2 separate regions of the Mus musculus genome follow, and region 2 is linked to region 1. Evidence: chromatin loops called from intact Hi-C (ENCODE). Cell type or tissue: left cerebral cortex. All regions are shown on one strand. Each heading gives the region's core, and the rest is flanking DNA. Links, peaks and the distances in the headings are about the cores only. Region 1 has its middle 18 kb from the start of Nxt1. Region 2 has its middle 38 kb from the start of Gm46770.

Evidence for each region. Hi-C counts contacts between places; a loop is a spot of excess contacts. Peaks named below come from ENCODE experiments on the same cell type or tissue, not always from the same donor. Only the 100,000 strongest peaks of a DNase experiment are listed, where the experiment ranks them.
Region 2: a loop joins it to region 1, with 4 times the contacts of the local background. A loop is called at or near these places in 11 of 42 quality-filtered maps.

Annotation. Positions count from the first base shown.
Region 1 is chr2:148,650,675-148,659,310 of GRCm38, reverse strand. No RefSeq gene overlaps it. Among named protein-coding and RNA genes, the nearest start is that of Nxt1, 18 kb to the left of the region's middle. In left cerebral cortex, for the core only: a CTCF peak has its summit at 4,134; DNase peaks (open chromatin) are centred at 4,144 and 7,971.
Region 2 is chr2:148,595,911-148,604,546 of GRCm38, reverse strand. No RefSeq gene overlaps it. Among named protein-coding and RNA genes, the nearest start is that of Gm46770, 38 kb to the right of the region's middle. In left cerebral cortex, for the core only: a CTCF peak has its summit at 366; a DNase peak (open chromatin) is centred at 4,848; H3K27ac peaks cover 569 bases.

The DNA.
Region 1 (8,636 bases), core at 175-8,174:
GCATATTTCCAGGAGCAGGTTAATAAATCTTTAAGGGTCAGTGCTCTTAACTGCTGAACTAACTCTCTATCCCCATGGTCAATTATATTTAACATCGAGTACCTGATTTTCTTTAAAATAAATTTTCAATGTATAAATTTAAACTATTTTAATCCTTTCTAATTAAGGCTTTCTTTACCATATACCAAAATCCACCTCCAATGACCCACATGTAGCCATATGAAATTTTATTGTTGGGAAAGTTTTTATCTATCATAATAGTTTCGTAAACGATTTAAAAAGTAAAATGTTGGTTTCCCTGGGGATAAGGTCATGTTAGTGGCCCCATCTCTAGGCATGGTTTCTTACCCATTATTCTCGCTTAAGATCTTGACCTAGGCTCCCAAGGAACATGTAAAGAAGAAAAGGAATAGGAGAAAACAAAACAGATAGATTGCCTGCTGTGAGAACTACAGCTCAATATTTTTTCTCCAGTGAAGAGTTCCACAACCAGTTCCAGGAGGCCTCCCCCTTTTGAGGTCAATCACCTCAGTCTGTGGAACTTGTCACACAGATCCTACTGGAGGTGGTGTGGCAAGACTGGGCCTGCTAAATTGCTCAGTCTGGATTAAGGGTCTTGTTGAATCAGGGCTGGCCTTGAGCTCACTCTGATTGGTCTTGGAATGTGATTACCTTGTCTCAGTTTCTCAAGTAATAAGAACTGCAGGCCCATTACCTGTTTAGTCGGGAGCCGTGGGGTTGTAAGATGGCCTGAATATCTTCTCTGAGCATGCAAATCAAAACCCCAGTGAGTTATCACTGGAAACAATGCTAATGAGGTTATGCACTGTAGGACTGTTATATAGTCACCATCCAAAGTGTCATGGCATTTGCTTCCCCTGCCTCATAAGCTGATTTATCATATGACCCAGCAAGTCTAATCCTTGATATGTGCTCTAAAGAATTGAAAACAGGTGCTCAAGCAAACATGTGTATATGAATATTTATAATAGCCCAAAGCAGGAAACAACTCAAATGTCCATCTATGGATGAATGAATAAGCAAAATGTGGTCTTATTGTATTATGGAATTTAATTCAGCCATGAAAAATGAATGAAGTATTGCTACATGCTACAATGTAAATGAACCTTGAAAGTACAGTACATGAAGGAAACCAGGCACAAAAGGACACCTAGAATATATTTCCTCTTATGTGAAATATCCAGATTAGGTAAATCCATAGAAGCAGAATGCAGACTGGCATTTCCTAGAGAGTATGGGCAGAGAGGAGTAGGGGGAGAAGCAGCCTAATAAAACAGATGTTCCATTGTCCAGTTGTGGGAACATTTTGGAGCTAGATAAAAGTTGAGTAACACTGAATCTACTAAATTGCATTCAACCATTCACTTGAAGATGGTCATTTTATGTTGTATGACTTTTATCTCAAGTATTAAACAGAGGGAAAGAAAGAAATCCCTTCTTTCAAGACTTAAATGCCACATGTTCTCTGGTATCTCCACTGGTTTCTCAGCTACAGGTATCCTTAGAGACTTTCTTTTCCTACCCTGGGCCATCTGTTTGTACCTCTGACTTGGTGAGCACTGGGTCAGAGTCTGAGCCATGTTACTCTCTCCCTGTGAGCTCATACTGCGTCAGCCTTACCAGATCCACTCATGCTTCACAGTTCCTACTAGATCTACAGCAAGAGCCTCATTAGCTTTGGGGATGATTAGAGAAATCCAGGCAGATCAAGCAGAAAGATACAGGGAGATGGGGGTGTTTAGAACCAGGTAGATCTGCAAGGTCAAGAGTGAATTGTCTAATCCATGCATGCTCAGTTTCTGAATCTGCACTGCTGATGCAGACATGGGGATGGATGACTTGATGCCCTGGTGGGTACAGCTCTACTAGGTTGCCGTCCAACAAACTCTGTCTCTGCCTTCCTTTCTTCCCCTAATTGGTATACTGGCTCTTCTAAGCTGAGTCTAAACAGCTTTCCAAGGGGTTTTCCTGGGGTCAGAGAACTCACCCCTATGACTTCCTGTCTATAGCTCCCTTATGATAGATTAGTATACCAGTTGTCATCTGTATACTAAGCTATTATACCAGCTATCAACTATATACTAGACTAGCATATTAACTGCTCACAGTATACTAGACTAGCATGCCAACTGTTCACTTTATACTAAACTAGCATACCAACCTCCAATTATATACTAGACTAGTATGCCAGTTGATAAAGTATCTGCTTGTGCAAAGGTATGGACCCAAGTTTGGATACCCAGAACCCACATAAAAGCTAGATGCTGCAGCATACAGCTATAGAGTTAAATATATAACTCTAGCTTTGTAGACTGAGGTATGAAGATCACTACCTAACTAGTCTACTTGAATCGATGAGCTCCAGATTTATCAAGACCTTATCTCAAAGATAAGGTTGGGCCATGGCCAAGTCTTCTAGTTAGGGTATTCTTATGGCCCCCAATACCTAAGGGACTTCCTGCTGCCTCAAATAATCTACCCTCCACAGTTAGAAGTAAACAGAAGAAACCTAGAATGTTCTATAACCTGCTTTCTCATGGACAGAAGCTAAGGCTCCTTTGCGAAAGTGGTATCTCCTAGGCAGCTCACTCTTAGTGACTGGACATCCAGCCAACAAGATGTGGGTGCCTAGGAGCCACCAAGTCTGGTTCTTTCATCATTCATGTAAATGTTACAGCTTTGCTCCAGCTGGGGGAGATTTTCCCAGTGAAAGTGTTACAGCTCTTCTCTGAGAGGGATCCCAGCAATAAATCGTGAGCCAAAGAATACCACAAAGTCACTGCATAACAACCTCACACAAGGGATTTATTGGGGGAGAAAAGGCCAGAAGGGTGGCAGACTTTATATAGGGTTTCTTGCGGGAGGGGCACAGCTTTTCAGAGTGGCCTAGGATTGGTAGAATTTTTGTGATCTGATCTTGGAGCAAGCATAGGGATTGGTAAAGTTTCTGGTTTAGGGACTTATAGGATTTTGTGCTCAGGGATTGATGTGATTCTTTGGCTTGATTTTGAGGCAAGCACAATTGGTGGGATTGTTTCTTGGCTCTGGTCTTGGGCTATGGGTCAAGTTAGAGTCAGGGAGTTTTCCCCTTTGGTCATGGTCTTTTACCCTACAATTCATCTTCCCTGACTGGTGAGTACTACTCTCCTGGACTCCATGCCTAGTACAAAGCTCCAAGTTGTTCTATTAGTCTTGTATACATTTGGCTGTTGGCAGAGGGCATGGGTATGGTGACTCATTAGTTAAAGGCATCTGCTGTCTAGCCTGATGACCAGGGTTCAATCCCTGGAATCTATATGGTGGAAAGAGAGAACTGACTCTCACATGTTGTTCTCATGCGCTGACGACCCTGTCCTGCCTCAGTCTCTGGACCCCACTAGGTGTACTTCTTACACTTCTGTGGTCATGTCATGTTTTCTGCTGGTGGCTGTGTGTATGTGTAGGATTGGGTGTGGGTTAAGGTTAGGGTTTCTTTGGGGACTGAGTCAGGAGGATGCCTAGCCAACTTGGCTAAATTGATGATGTGCTCCAGATTCAGTGAGAGCCTACACCTCAAAAAACAAGATGAAAAGGCTTGATGAGTCTGCACAGCTGGAGTTACAGGTGCACATCAGAGCATATCTGCATATACACATACAAACACAAGAAATAAAAATAATATAAAGGACCATTAAAGAAAACATCTAATATTGATATATGCCTTTCGCACACTTGCACACCATATGTGCATTCACACCCACATCTGTACATACATACATACATGAACACATATATCATACATGAGCATATACATAAACAAGCTTCAGAATTCATAAAAAGGCATACTGACATTTGTAGGCTAGCCTTCAGCATCAGTTTCTAAAGCAGGAGCAATTTGCATTTCTAACCACCTCCTAGAATTGCTACTCCTGCCATCAAGGATAATACAGTAGGACCACTGTGCTGACTACAGTATAAACACTCACAGTACAGAAATCATACATTATCATCCAATAAAACAATTTTACACTACTTGACTGTTGATTCAGGCTCAAAGGTTGAGCCTCCATTTCCCCTGTTTGGAAGCTGCCTGCAGCTGGCCTACTCTTGGATGCTGAGTTGACATTTAAAGTATCTGCCACACGAGGGTGCTCTCGCCTATTCTAAGCACAATGCTAGGCTAAGATGCTGCACTGAGTTCCTGTTATCTCTTAGAAGGCATCTATTTCTCTCTTAGCTCAAACATTTGACAAACGGAAATTTCTAAGGATACCTCTCTTGTCTGAATGGATGGTGGTACACAGGGCTTTGTTCTTGTGGCTTTATTTTTTAGAATGTAGAAACTCTGGGTTTGTTTATCTGCTGTTTAAAGGCTCCAATCTTGGGTTGTTTCTGTCTCTGAAGTTCTTGCTAACAATGCTTCTTGGTTAGGATTTTAGGTACCTGGCCAGCACTTAAATAAAATAAAAATAATATAAAAGACCATTAAAGAAAACATCTAATATTTATGTATGCCTTGCACACTATATGTGCATTCACACCCACATCTGTACATACAGACATGAACACATATACCATAAAGGAGCATATACATAAACAACTTTGTACTAGACATGGGTCCAGGTGGGTAGTACATAAAAGGCAGAGGGGATGGTAAGGAACCTGCCCTGGAGGACCCCAGGCAGCCATTTCTTGTTAACCATATGCCACTGATTGTGAGCTGCCCAAAGGAGGTACCACTTCCACAGAGGACCCAGGTACTATCCATGAAAAACAAACAAACAAACAAACAAACAAACAAAACCAAAACAGGTTATCATAGAACATTCTAGGTTTTCTCTTCCTACTTCCAGCTATGGAGGGTACTAAGGGGAGCAGAAAGTCCCATCTCTATTGGGAGCCATAAGGATACCCTAAGAAGGTGCGCTAGCTATGCTCCAAGCTAATAAAACTAGCTAAAAATTTCTTGGCAATTTCCCCAATAAGAGTCACTAATGAATGGCTGGAGTTGATAAATCAAATGATTGAAATATACACTCACTTAGAATTTAGAGGTTGCTAATAAAAAAAAAAACCAAAAAACAACAACAACAACAACAAAAACCAGAAAAGCTTGTGGCGATTGCATGCACGTGCTAGTTACACCGGTGTAGCATTGCCCCAATTACCTGACAGAAAACTTACAGGGAAGAGGGATTTGTTTCAGCTCACTGTTTTAGAGATTATTGGATAGAATTTCATAATGGTTGGGATGTGACACACAAGGTTCTCTTCATTGCAGGCAGAAAGTAGAGATGAGCAGGAATACACTAGAACAAGATACTCCCAGCAACACACCCTTCATGGCCTGCTTCCCTTAGCAACAACTTACACTTTAAGATTTCCAGGACCTCCCCAAATTATACAACCATGTGGGAGCCAAGTCCTTAACACACGGGCTTTGGGGGGAATATTTCCTCTATTAGTTAATTCTTGTTGCTGTGACAAAGTGTTTGAGAAAACTAGCCTAAAGAAGGAAAGGTATATTGTGCCTTGAACATCTTGCAACTCCAGTGGAGGGAACATGAGACAGCTGGTTATGAGTCCACAGTCAGGAATCAAAGGGAGTTGAATGCTGGTGCTTAGAACACTTTCTCCCCCTTTTCCTTTCATTCTTCTGAGCATCCTGCCATGGGAAGGTGCTGTCCATTCTTGCGCGCGCAGGACTGGCCAGTAGTAACGACGCTGCAACAGGATCCTTCTGCACACGTTTATTGGGAGAGCTTTATTGCAGAGGCGAAGAGACCCCAAGCCCAGAATTGGTGCTGCTTATATAGGCCTAGGAGAGGCGTGTCTCACACCCAGATTGGTTATGTACTAAGCCTCATTTGCATGTTCCTCATCTGATTGGCTACTCTCTCTCTCTCTGTACCTCACAGAGCCTCATTATCATACCTCATTTGCATGTCTCACATCTGATTGGTTATACTCCCAAAGCCTCATTATCATGCCCGGGCCAGGCAGTGTCTTTGAAAAAACTTTACTGCATATGTACACATTGGTTGTTTGTCCAAACTTATGCGTGGTGGCCAGCAGTAGTCAGTGCCACTCTGCAACGGCACATGTGGCTTCCCACAGTCCATGTGTAGGAAAGACCTTCACATTCACAATTCAACCTCTCTGGAAATATCCCTCAGGCACACCCAGAGGAGTAGCCTCTAATTCATTCTGATCCAGTCAAGATGACCATGAGGATTAACAAGCTTTACCTATCCAAACTACAGCATTGGGGGATTTGGATTAGAAGGGAAAAAAAGACCAGGGACAACAAGCTTTTTTCCAGAACCTTCCTTTGCTCCTTGATAGTTACACTATAGCTACAACACTGGCTTTAACACTTCATAGAATTAAAGGTAGCCTCTTCTTAGAAAAGTTTCCAGTAAAGAAATAAAAAATGAAATAAAATGAATAAATCTTTGGAAATAAAAACAAACAAACAAAAAAAAAAAAAAAAGGAAAGAAAGAAAAAGAAAAGTTCCCAGCAAGTGGATAGAGTCACATGGCTAGGTGTTGATAACTCCTCTGCCCCAACCCCATGAAGCCAGGTGCGTTTAAGTGAGAAAGAATTACAAATATATTTTGTCTGCAGAATTCTGGTCTAAGTTGTTAGAGGTCATCAAAGTAAAGTCTAAGAATTACAGTCAGGCCCATCTGCATTTGCAGTATGAAGGCTAACAACGTGGCTTCTGCCTACAACAGTGACTAGAGCTAGCTTGTAAGCAGTTGTTCACATAACTCCACTTTGTTCTTCTTATATGTCATGCAGCATGTTGGGGCATAGCCATGGTTGGATGCCACCCTTGCCTTGGTCCTGAGGTGAGGCTGTGGGAATATGTGGGGGAACAAATTAGGTTACCCATGATGACCAGGAAGTAAAGAGAAGGGGCTGAAAAGATACATCCCTAGTGACCCCTTTACTCCAGTTAAGCCCCATCCCTTACCTTACAACATACCCCAATGATGCTTTTATATTATGAATCCATCAAGGGATTAATACACAATCAAGTCAGAGCCCAAGCCATGCTATGTCCCATAAAGATAAAAAGCTTGGACATTTTCTCAAAGACTCCCCAGAAAGTAGAATAAAACATGCACAGAACTATACTGAGAAGCAGGAATTATTGTAGAAAGTCTGAATGAGACAATGTGGTTTGAATGAGAACTGTTCCCCATAGTTATTAACCAAGTATTTGAATACTTGGTCCCCAGTGTGTAGCACTGTCTGGGAGGTTGTAGAACCTTTAAGAGGTACAGCTTTCTGGAGGAAGTATGCCATTGGGAATGGGCTTTGAGAGTTTATACCTCTAACCTATAACCACTTTCTGCTTTGCTGTTGAAGATGTGTCTCAGCTTCCTTTCCAGCCACCTACTGTGATGCCTCCCCTACCATTGTAGACTCCCTATAGAGTCTACAATGCTACAATCTAAGCTAAAATATATAAGCTAAAATCAACTCTTTCTTTTATAAGTAGTTTTTGGTCAGTATTTTATCACAGCAACAGAAAAGTAGCTAATACAGGTGGCTAGGCCTTTCACGCATGGGTCATCAGGGAATATTTCATACCCAGACCATAACAATCTGGCCTAGAGGCATCTCATCATAAAGAGTAGCCATGCCGATCATACCATATTATATGCTTTCCTGAGGGTTACTTGGTTTTATAGCTACTAAAATGTTAGCTGTATTTCTCCATAGGGTCATCTATCTGTTGAATATTAGAATTTATTGTACTTCCAGTAGGAGGGGAAAGTGGAAACAGCACGTAACATGAAAAGGCAGTGCTATTTTCAGTACTAAATTGAGTGCAGGGAGCTTGCAGAGATGTAATGAATCAGCTTATGCAGTCACCAGGGACACTTAAATGATTGAAATACCTAGAAATAAAATCATATGGTTGACTCATGGAGACACATCTTCATAGGGAATCAGAGATATTCTGATTCTGAAAGATCAATGATGGAGAATTTAGTCATAGATCCAGAAAAGGGAGTCATTAGCATATTTTCCTGTTCAGATTCCCAACACACTAAGAATGGAGGCCTGCAGTCTTGAGAGAAGGGATGAGACACTGAGCTGGTCACTATAGCAACTAAGTGGTCAGACTCAGGCCTGACAGTCAGGAAGAACCTAGTGGGGCCACCCAAGTTTTCCAGGATGGCAAGAGACTTTTTAGTCACTCTAGGGAGTTCCATAGCCCTTGGTAAGTATTAAGAACCCTGTCCTGAAACATCTCAATATACAATCATCAACCTGAATTCTCATTAAACAAGAAAGAAAGCTTGTATGCAAAGGCAATCTGGTCACATCTGAGACACCCTTCCCCCCCCCCCCCCCAACACGTACTCCCCTCCCAGGAATGGTTGGTGGGCATAGCAAGCCATCTCCTAGGCAGAGACTGGAAAAAGAATGCAGGACTAGTGCTAATGTTATTTAACCAGAGATTGACAGAAAACAAAAGAGGACTCTGGTTCCCTGAGGGGGAGGACAAATGAGATGGGAGACTGAATTATTCATTTTTATTTACCTCTCCGGAACAGGCTGAAAAAGCTTATTTAGTAAAGGAATGAAAATGAGAGAAACGGGACCCAGCTGGCTC
Region 2 (8,636 bases), core at 295-8,294, 55 kb after region 1:
CTAAAAAATGCAGGGCCAAGAGGAAGGCATGAGGCTCATAGTGTCACCCTGTTTGGGCTTAAACTATCTGCTTCTTGGTCAGCATCATGTAGTAGATGTCCAAGCTCCCAACATCACATAGTGCCTACTACCATACCAGCCCCAGGGTCATGATGGGTTATAGCTGCTCACACTGAGCCGAAATAAATCCTTCTCCCTTTAAGTTGTCTTTGCAAATATTTTGACATTGCAGTATGTGGTGTAACCAATGTACTTCCAACATGAGAACACTGCACTGGGGATTAACAGGCAGTGAAGCCATAGCCGATCCCTAAGAGCAGTTATTTCAGAGTATGCCATTCAGCTTGGGAGGGTTAACCCAGCACACACCCTAGTGGAGGCTCCAGTGCAATACTTCAGTCCTTTGGAATGAAGACATGATGTCACCCAGCCATGTTGTTGTTATTGTAGCAATGTTTTACTACTGATATAAGTGCTATTCAACCCTGCTATCAGAAAAACACATGACACTTCAAAGCAAACTTACAAAATGAACGTCTGTTGTAGTCATCCTTACTTCAGTGTCCCTTCTCCAAACACTTGCTAAATTGTAGAACCTTGCTGTTTAGGAAATGTCAGAGACAGATCATAGGCTTTGCAGAAGTAAGGCCTGGCCCCAGAGATGTTCATCCCAGGACCTGGGAGACCCTGTATGTTTACTTGTATTAAGGGTGGCATGTTTCATTTTCCTCAACATCTCTATTGCCTTGGCACAAAGGTTCTGGTCTGGGAAATGGCGCAGAGATGAAAAGAATAAACATTTTACATCCCTAATTCCTGCCCAATCTAAAACTATCTATATTCCCACAGCTGGAGACTAGGGAAATGTTTTCTCAGTCCCCCTTAGGAAGAAAAGGAAAACAGAGAGAAGAGACAAAAAGCCTTCCTTACACCCAAACACAGCCTCCCAGGGGTTTCCTTGGGCCCAGGGCAGGATGTCAGCCTCACAGGAAGACATGCAGTATACGCTGCTGTCAACTGAGCCTTGACTGCCCTTAGTCCCTTCTCACCCAGAGAGCTGCAGGCCGTTCCAATCCTGTCCCCAATGTCCCTCCCTCCTCCCTATTGAATGCTTCCCACTCAGAAAGGATTTCCTGGCCTGAAACACATTTACCTGACCTTTGTTTTCATAAGCATACCATTTTTTTAAGAGGCCCCCTTTCCTTAGAAATATTTAAGACTGTATTTTAGGAAATCTTATATTAAACAGAACCACACATGGAGGCTGGTCCCCGATTTTGGTTTCTATGGAACAGGGTTGAGCGTCTTTGTAGAAATGCTGTTTGCTCCCTGACTAGGGTCTGCATGGATGTGACTGCCAGAACAACAGGGATTGGGGTCATGGTGAGGAACTATTAGCTCAACAAGCAGAGGCAGGCTTCACCCTAGAGAAAGCACCTGAGGCAAGGCAGCTCCTTGAGAATCCAGGCTTCTGAGTAGGTTGATGGAACCATATCCCATCTAGCCATTTGACCCTGTCACACATGGGTTGTCTGAGCCTTGTCACCATGTCACACTGACAGTCCAGTAGGTGCACAGTGATAAAGGATTAGATTGCTTAAGTCTCCTGATATCAGGTCCCCTGATTAAGCTAAAAAGCTCAACTGTCTGCAATTATGGATGGACCCTGAGGAAGTGGGAACAGGGATAACAACAAGGAATGTAACTTTCAGGAACTGTATGGTCTTTGCATGTTTTCTGAAGCCATGTAAGGTATCTCACATGAGATGTCACCACACCCTCTCTGTTAAAAGAAACCTTAGTGCCATGGGATGAACTGTGTTCTCTAACATTAATATTTTAGAGCTCTGGTACCCCAGTATGACACTGTGTTTTGAGACTGTGTCTAAAGACAGGATTAAGTTAAAATGAGGTACTATGTATAAGCCTTAATCCAGGACAGCCAGCATCCTAGTAAAAACCAATGAGAGAACTGGTGAGATAGATCAGTAGGTAAGATGAGAGAAAATGGCCCCCAAAAGGTGACCTCTGACCTCCACATGCACACTGTACTATGTGTATACCCTCCCCCAACAAAAACAATACAATAAAAATATTATTAATGATGATGATGTTAACAATGTCTTTTTAGTAGTCCGAACATAGAAACAGAAGGCACAGATCACATGAGGACAGGACAAGATGGATGTTTACAAGGCAAGAAGAGAAGCCTTGGGAGGGAACAATCCTTCTAGAACCTTGAACTTGGGCGTTCTTCATACCACGTAACTCGGTGCTGACTTGTGACTTTTCCTTAAGAATCATGTGTGGGTTACAACAATGGGCATTCAATCCTAGTATGTTTACTAAGCCCACCTTGAAGGAAGAGCAGACGCTGAGAGGTAGGTGTGTCCCCTTCATTCCTGATCAGATTCCCTCTGTGTCTTGGCCTGCTCTGGTTTTGATCATAATTATAAAATGAGATAAGAAAGGTGACATTCGAAGAAGGCTGTTGCTCAAATTTGCATAACGTATTTGAAGTTCAGATCTAGTATAGTTCCTAGCAGAGGACACAGATGCAAGCTGAGTTGCATTTTTTTTTCTAAAAATAATTATGATGATAATCAAAACGGAACAATCATTTTAGAAATTTGCCTTGGCATACTGCAGAATCAAATGCACTTAGAGAGATCAACCTATTTGCAAGAAGGCTTTGCAATTCATTTGCTGAATTTGCCTAAACAAGTTTGTTGGCAAAGACCCATCTCTGTTTCTGCTTCTCAGTCCTAGAGATATATTTTTGTTTCTTGTTTGAAACTAATGCCTACTTATTAGGAAGTACAAAGGAAATAGTTAAAATGAGAATGATTCATAAAGCTATTTGAAGTTCCTTGAACTTAGAGTTGCAATATTTATATATTTCTTGTTTTCAAAAAGAAATTTTTTTGGAGGGGGCAGGTAAGATGACCCATTGGGTAAGGGTACTTGCTGCCAAACCTCACAACCTGAGTTCATTCCCAGGCACTACATGATGGGGTTCCCACATATGGATTCTTTGGATATCATTAAATGACTTTCTTTACGAACATGGGATTGGTTTCTGGTGCCTTACCAGCATGGAAATGGTGATGAGATGTGACTGGCATTTAGCTCATGCATAACACACTTTGTCTGTGTCCACACAGATTGCAGGAAGGGGAAGGTAGAGTCTCCCATCCTCTTTCAGTAGGAATCAGACTCTAGCTGTCTCAGAAGAGTTACAGTCAGTAGAGTCACCTTGAGAGAAAATGTTCTGGACTTCCCCCTCCGTATTATCCACTGTCTGGATTTCACAGGTCAAAGGCTGAGGAAATGGAACAGATATCCTGTTCCAAGCTGAGCACTCAATTGTCATTTATCTCAGCACTTTCACCAGCCATGAGTCTGCTTTAACCACAGCCTACTGCAAAAAGAAGCATCTTTGACAAAGGCAGACTGCAGCATCAGTTCCTAGATATAAACACACACATTTAAAAGGCAGTTTGACAGCACATTTGTTGAGCAAAACAACAGTAGAAAGTCTTCCTACCTGCTACCTCCTATCGCTCATGACCTTTCCAGACATTGGATTTTGACTAAGTTTATAATTCTAAGCCTGAACTGCCTTCTGTGAAGTAGGTCTCAGGTCAAAAAAAAAAAGAAAGAAAGGAAGAAAAAGCATCTCCCTAATATCCCTGCTTAAACTTCCCAACCCCAGTATCTCCTCCTGGACTTCCACATCACGTGTGTTCTAGTATCCTCACTTAAGGCCCTCCCGCTTTCATACCCTTTAAGGTCTCTTTCTCGTTTCCTACGTCTACAGATTCTCTATGTTAAACACACAAATTTAAAAACTAGAAGCTAGAGTCCATACATGAGAGAGAATATTCAGTGTGTGACTTTCTGTGCCTGTGCCTTCTAAGAGTGTGGGTACCCAAGGATGTCAGAAGAGAGTTTCAGATTTTTCAGATCCCTTAGAGCTGGAGTTACAGGCAGTGATGAGCTGCCCAGCATGGTGTTGGGATCTGAACTTGGTTTCTATGGAAGGGCGGCAAGTAATCTCAACCACTAAGACATCTCTCCAGCTCTCCAGTAGTTTTTTGCAAAAGAAAGAGAGGGAAAGTTCTAACGTATTTTAGATTTGAAAATATCTATAATCTCTCATACTTCCTTGATGGGTTGATTGTATGAGGTGCATTCATACACCAAAGCCAGTTTCCTAATGAAACAGTACTGAGGGCGGGGCGTTGGGAAGTGATTCAGTCACAAGGTCTCTGTTCTCATGAATGAGGTTCAGACCCTGACATTATAGGACTAATGAAATTTACCCATCTCCTTTTCCCCATGAGGACCCAGCAAAGAGATGTCTGTATGTGAAGCAGTATGGAAGCTGTTAGCAGGCATCTTGAACTGCAGGTCTTGATCTTGGACTTCCAGACTTCAGAATGCTTTTCTGTTGTTTATAAATTACCAAATCTAAGATATTTTGTTATAGAAGTGTAAATTAAATAAGAGAATGACATCCTCAAATAAGAGAAGTAGATTCTAACTATTTGTTTTTGGAATCAAGAACATGATGATATTTTGTTCCTTCCAGTGTGGCTATAGAGAACTCTGATGTCACATGAACCTTGGACTTTGATATTAAGCATTTTTGTTTTCTTTCAAGAATGGAAATTCTGTGTTTGGTCAGGATCTATTTTCATCCAGTTTGCAGGACTCTTAGGAGGATCCTTCATGCTATAAATTCCTATCCTGTTAGCCATCTCTCAGCAAGACTAGCAGAGTACATTGTGCAAATGCATAAATTATATAGCAGCTGGTGAATTATAAAGCAACCAGCTGGTTCCCTAACATTGACAGGTTGCTTTCCCTTCCCCAGTGGAGACTTCTGGTGTTTGGGGGAAGTTGAGTCACTTCCTGGTGGAAATCACAAACTGTCAAATGTGGTCTGTTTTGTAAGTGAATTTTCCACATATCTAAAGTGACAATGGCTTAGCCAGAACTCTAGCAGAATCTGGAATTCACTGATACTAAGTTGTATGGCTTAAAGTAAAATATCTCAACCCATTTGAGCTACTGAATGGTGGATTGGCTACTCAGGATTTGACTCTGCTTCTCCAGATAAGCTCTCTGGTGGTCACAGAGCAAGGAGGGAACCCCTAGGAAAGGAGGCTGAGGACAAAGAACCCTATGAGGGTAACATTTGGCATTCAATGGCTCTAGCTGCAGAGCTTTATCACCAACAGAATTTTCATAATTAAGTCTAGTTAATTTCCTTAGTTAAGTCAAATTCATGGTGTAATCTCTTCCCTAAAGAAAGTTTTCAGTGTTTACAGATTGATAAAGTTTTCAGTGTTTCACAGATTGCTAATAAGGTTTAATGCTGGAGATAAGATGATGGGCTTTGCCAATTCTGTATTTATACTTTGGTACCACAATGCAAGTATAATATTCCAGGCTAACAATGAATGAAAAGGGACTCTGAACATCATAGAGAGCTTGCCTATGATGGTAGCAACTTTCTTCATATCTTTGTGTGTGTGTGTGTGTGTGTGTTACTCTCCTCTATGTAATTATTGAGACATAGTTTCTCTTTGAGCCTGGAACTCGTCAATGTGGGTAGGCTGTAAGGCTATGGAGCTCTAGAGAACCTCTTGACTCTATATCCCCAGTGCTAAGAAGACACATGTATGCCAGCATGCCCTGCCCTTATGTGGACATTTGGAATCTAAACCTAGGTACAACCAAATACCTCCCAATCCACAACTCTCCAGCCTTTGCTACTGCCCAATAATGCTGCTTGTCCCACATATGTACCCAGACAGTGTGTACATACACAGCGACAGTTGGAAAAACATTATAGCAACTTGTGATGCTAATTGCGAATAAGCATGACAGCAAAGCTGTTCTCTTGGGATTGGCTACTCCATCTTTTCCAGAAAGATGTTATAGACGGACACTGCTCCTTAGGAAGTATGTCCCTCTTCCATGTGTGTGAGTCTGAGTTATGTTTGTCTTTTGCCTTCAGCTGGGCAACTGCTCTGTACCTAAGGTTTTTCATCTATAGATGAGGTGTGGTAATGGTAGCCCCTTATACTCATGGGCTCTCTGAGAACCCAAATGAGAAAAATAACAATAGCTACCAAGGCCTGAACAAGATTTCTTTTTTAAAAATGTTGTTATGTCATCATCATCATCATCATTACTATTACCTGCAACCTGATTCTATAAGCATCCTGTGTGGATCTGAGGGTGAGCTGTCCACCCACAGGTTATACACAGAGGTAGCAGAGTGGCTTTCTGCCCATATGGTGCATTTGATGAGGGGGACCTGTGTTCTGGACTCATACTGGGACACTGAACTCCAGGTAAGGTGAGAAAGAACATCTCTTACAGTTGGAGTGGAAATGGAACTTCTTCCTGATGGGTGGGTCTGGGGCTGTGGCACTCTGTCCAGGAGGAAAGGCAGAGTTTAGAGGAAGCCAGAGGGGCTGTGCCCTTCTCTACTAAACCTTTGTCCAGTTCCATGGCATCTGTTTCTTTATCTATTGTGACTATGTTTTCAGAGACAACATCCCCATCCAAGGTCTTATCACTGATGAGTGACATAACAGGACAATGTAGCTACCAGGAAAGGTGAGCTATTGGAAACAGAGCAGAGAAGGTCTTGAATAGGTTCTCTGGGGGCAAAACTCTAGTTTTCCTGAGTTGCTCTTTTGATGAACAGCAACTGCAAGGTGACATCATGAGGACAGTATGCCATGGCCATGTTGATATGCAGTCCCTGCCCTTTATTTCATCTATTATTCTTTTACTGAAAATACGATATATTTTGATTGTAGTTTCTCCTCTCCCGCCTTCCCCCGGCTCCTCCCCACCTCCATTCCCACATGAATTCAAACCCTTTCTTTCTCTTTCTTGTTAGAAAACCTACAGACATTCATTCAAAAATTACTAATAAAATAACACAAAACTAAACAAACCAGAATATGACAAACTAAATCAATAAACAGAAAAAAAGTCCCCAAGAAAAAGCACAAGAAACACAAATAGGTGCAGACACACACATTCACACAGAGAAATCTCACACAAACTCCAACCTGGAAACTACAACACATACAAAAAAGACCTGTTATATAAACAAACAAACAAACAAACAAAACTAACACCCCCAGCCCTGCCCATGGCATTGAGTTCTTTTTGTGTTGGTCATCTACTGCTGGACATTGGGCCTACATTTCAGTGAGACTTCATTGGGGAAAACTAATTTTTCCTTTGCAAGCAGTTATCTATCAGAGACAGCTTCTGGGTTTCCTAACTGGGTTCCCTTTGAGTGTTTGTGTCCACTTCCTCTCTCAATGCTGGGATTCTAGCTGGCTCAGACCCATGCAGGCCCTGTGTATGTTGCCACAGTCTCTGTGAGTTCACGTGTGTCGGTCCTGTTGTGTTTAAAAGGCATTGTTCTTTTGGTGTCTTCCATTACCCCTGAGTTTCACAATATCTCTGCCTCCTCTTCCACAGGGATCCCTGAGTCTTGAGGGGAGGATACAGTCTCAGCTTTTACTAACACTAGATGGGCTTCGGTGGTATTAAGATCTCCTATGTATTGAGCATTTGAAAGACCCAGCACTTCCTACGTGTTACAAATTATATCCTTTACTTAAAAGTGAAGAGACATGGGCTTAGATTTTATTTAGATTATTTATTAATAAATGGAATACGGTTAAATAGTTACATCAGGGCTTGGATTGAAAACTGGGATGAAACCCTGGAGTCTTAGTCATTGTGTCATTTAGTGCTGAGAAGACCTAATCCCTTTTTTCCAAGAGCACCTGTGTATATATATCCTCAATGTAAGGCCCATATTGTAGTGGGCTAAGAGCAACCCCACTCTCTTAATTCATACAACTATGGACTGGTCAGTTTACAATGTGACCAAATGAGACCACATTCTCAGAGTCACTGACTCGGTAAGTAGTTAAATAAAGATGAGGGTACATTGGAGCAGGATTGACCTTAATACAACAGAACTGGGGTTCTTATTCTTTTTTTTTTTTTTTGGTTTTTCTGTAGACCAGGCTGGCCTCGAACTCAGAAATCCACCTGCCTCTGCCTCCCAAGTGCTGGGATTAAAGGCATGTGCTACCACTGCCCAGCTTGGGGTTCTTATTCTTATAAGAGGGAAAGATACATACAGACTCTTGATAAACACACACACACACACACACACACACACACACACACACACTGAATGTTCTGAAGTATGGACTCATTCCCCTCAGAGGGTTCCTCCCTACCCTTCTTTTCCTCACTCTTTCCCTCCCCTCCCACCCTCCCTTCCTTCCTTTCTCCCTTTCTTCTCTCTTTCCTTCCTTCTTTTGTATGTGTGTTATTGTGTATGTATGCTGCTCGAGCACGTGCGCATGCATGCGTATGTGTGTGTGTGTGTGTGTGTGTGTGTGTGTGTGTGTGTTTGTGTGTTTGTTTGCCCATGTAGATGATACTGGGTGTCTTCTTCAGTCACTCTCTACCTTAATTTTTGGACAAAATGTCTTGTGGAACCTAGAATTACCTATTTAGCTAGAGGGGCTGGCCAGTAACCTTCAGGGACCTGACTGTCTCTCCTTCCCCAGCAT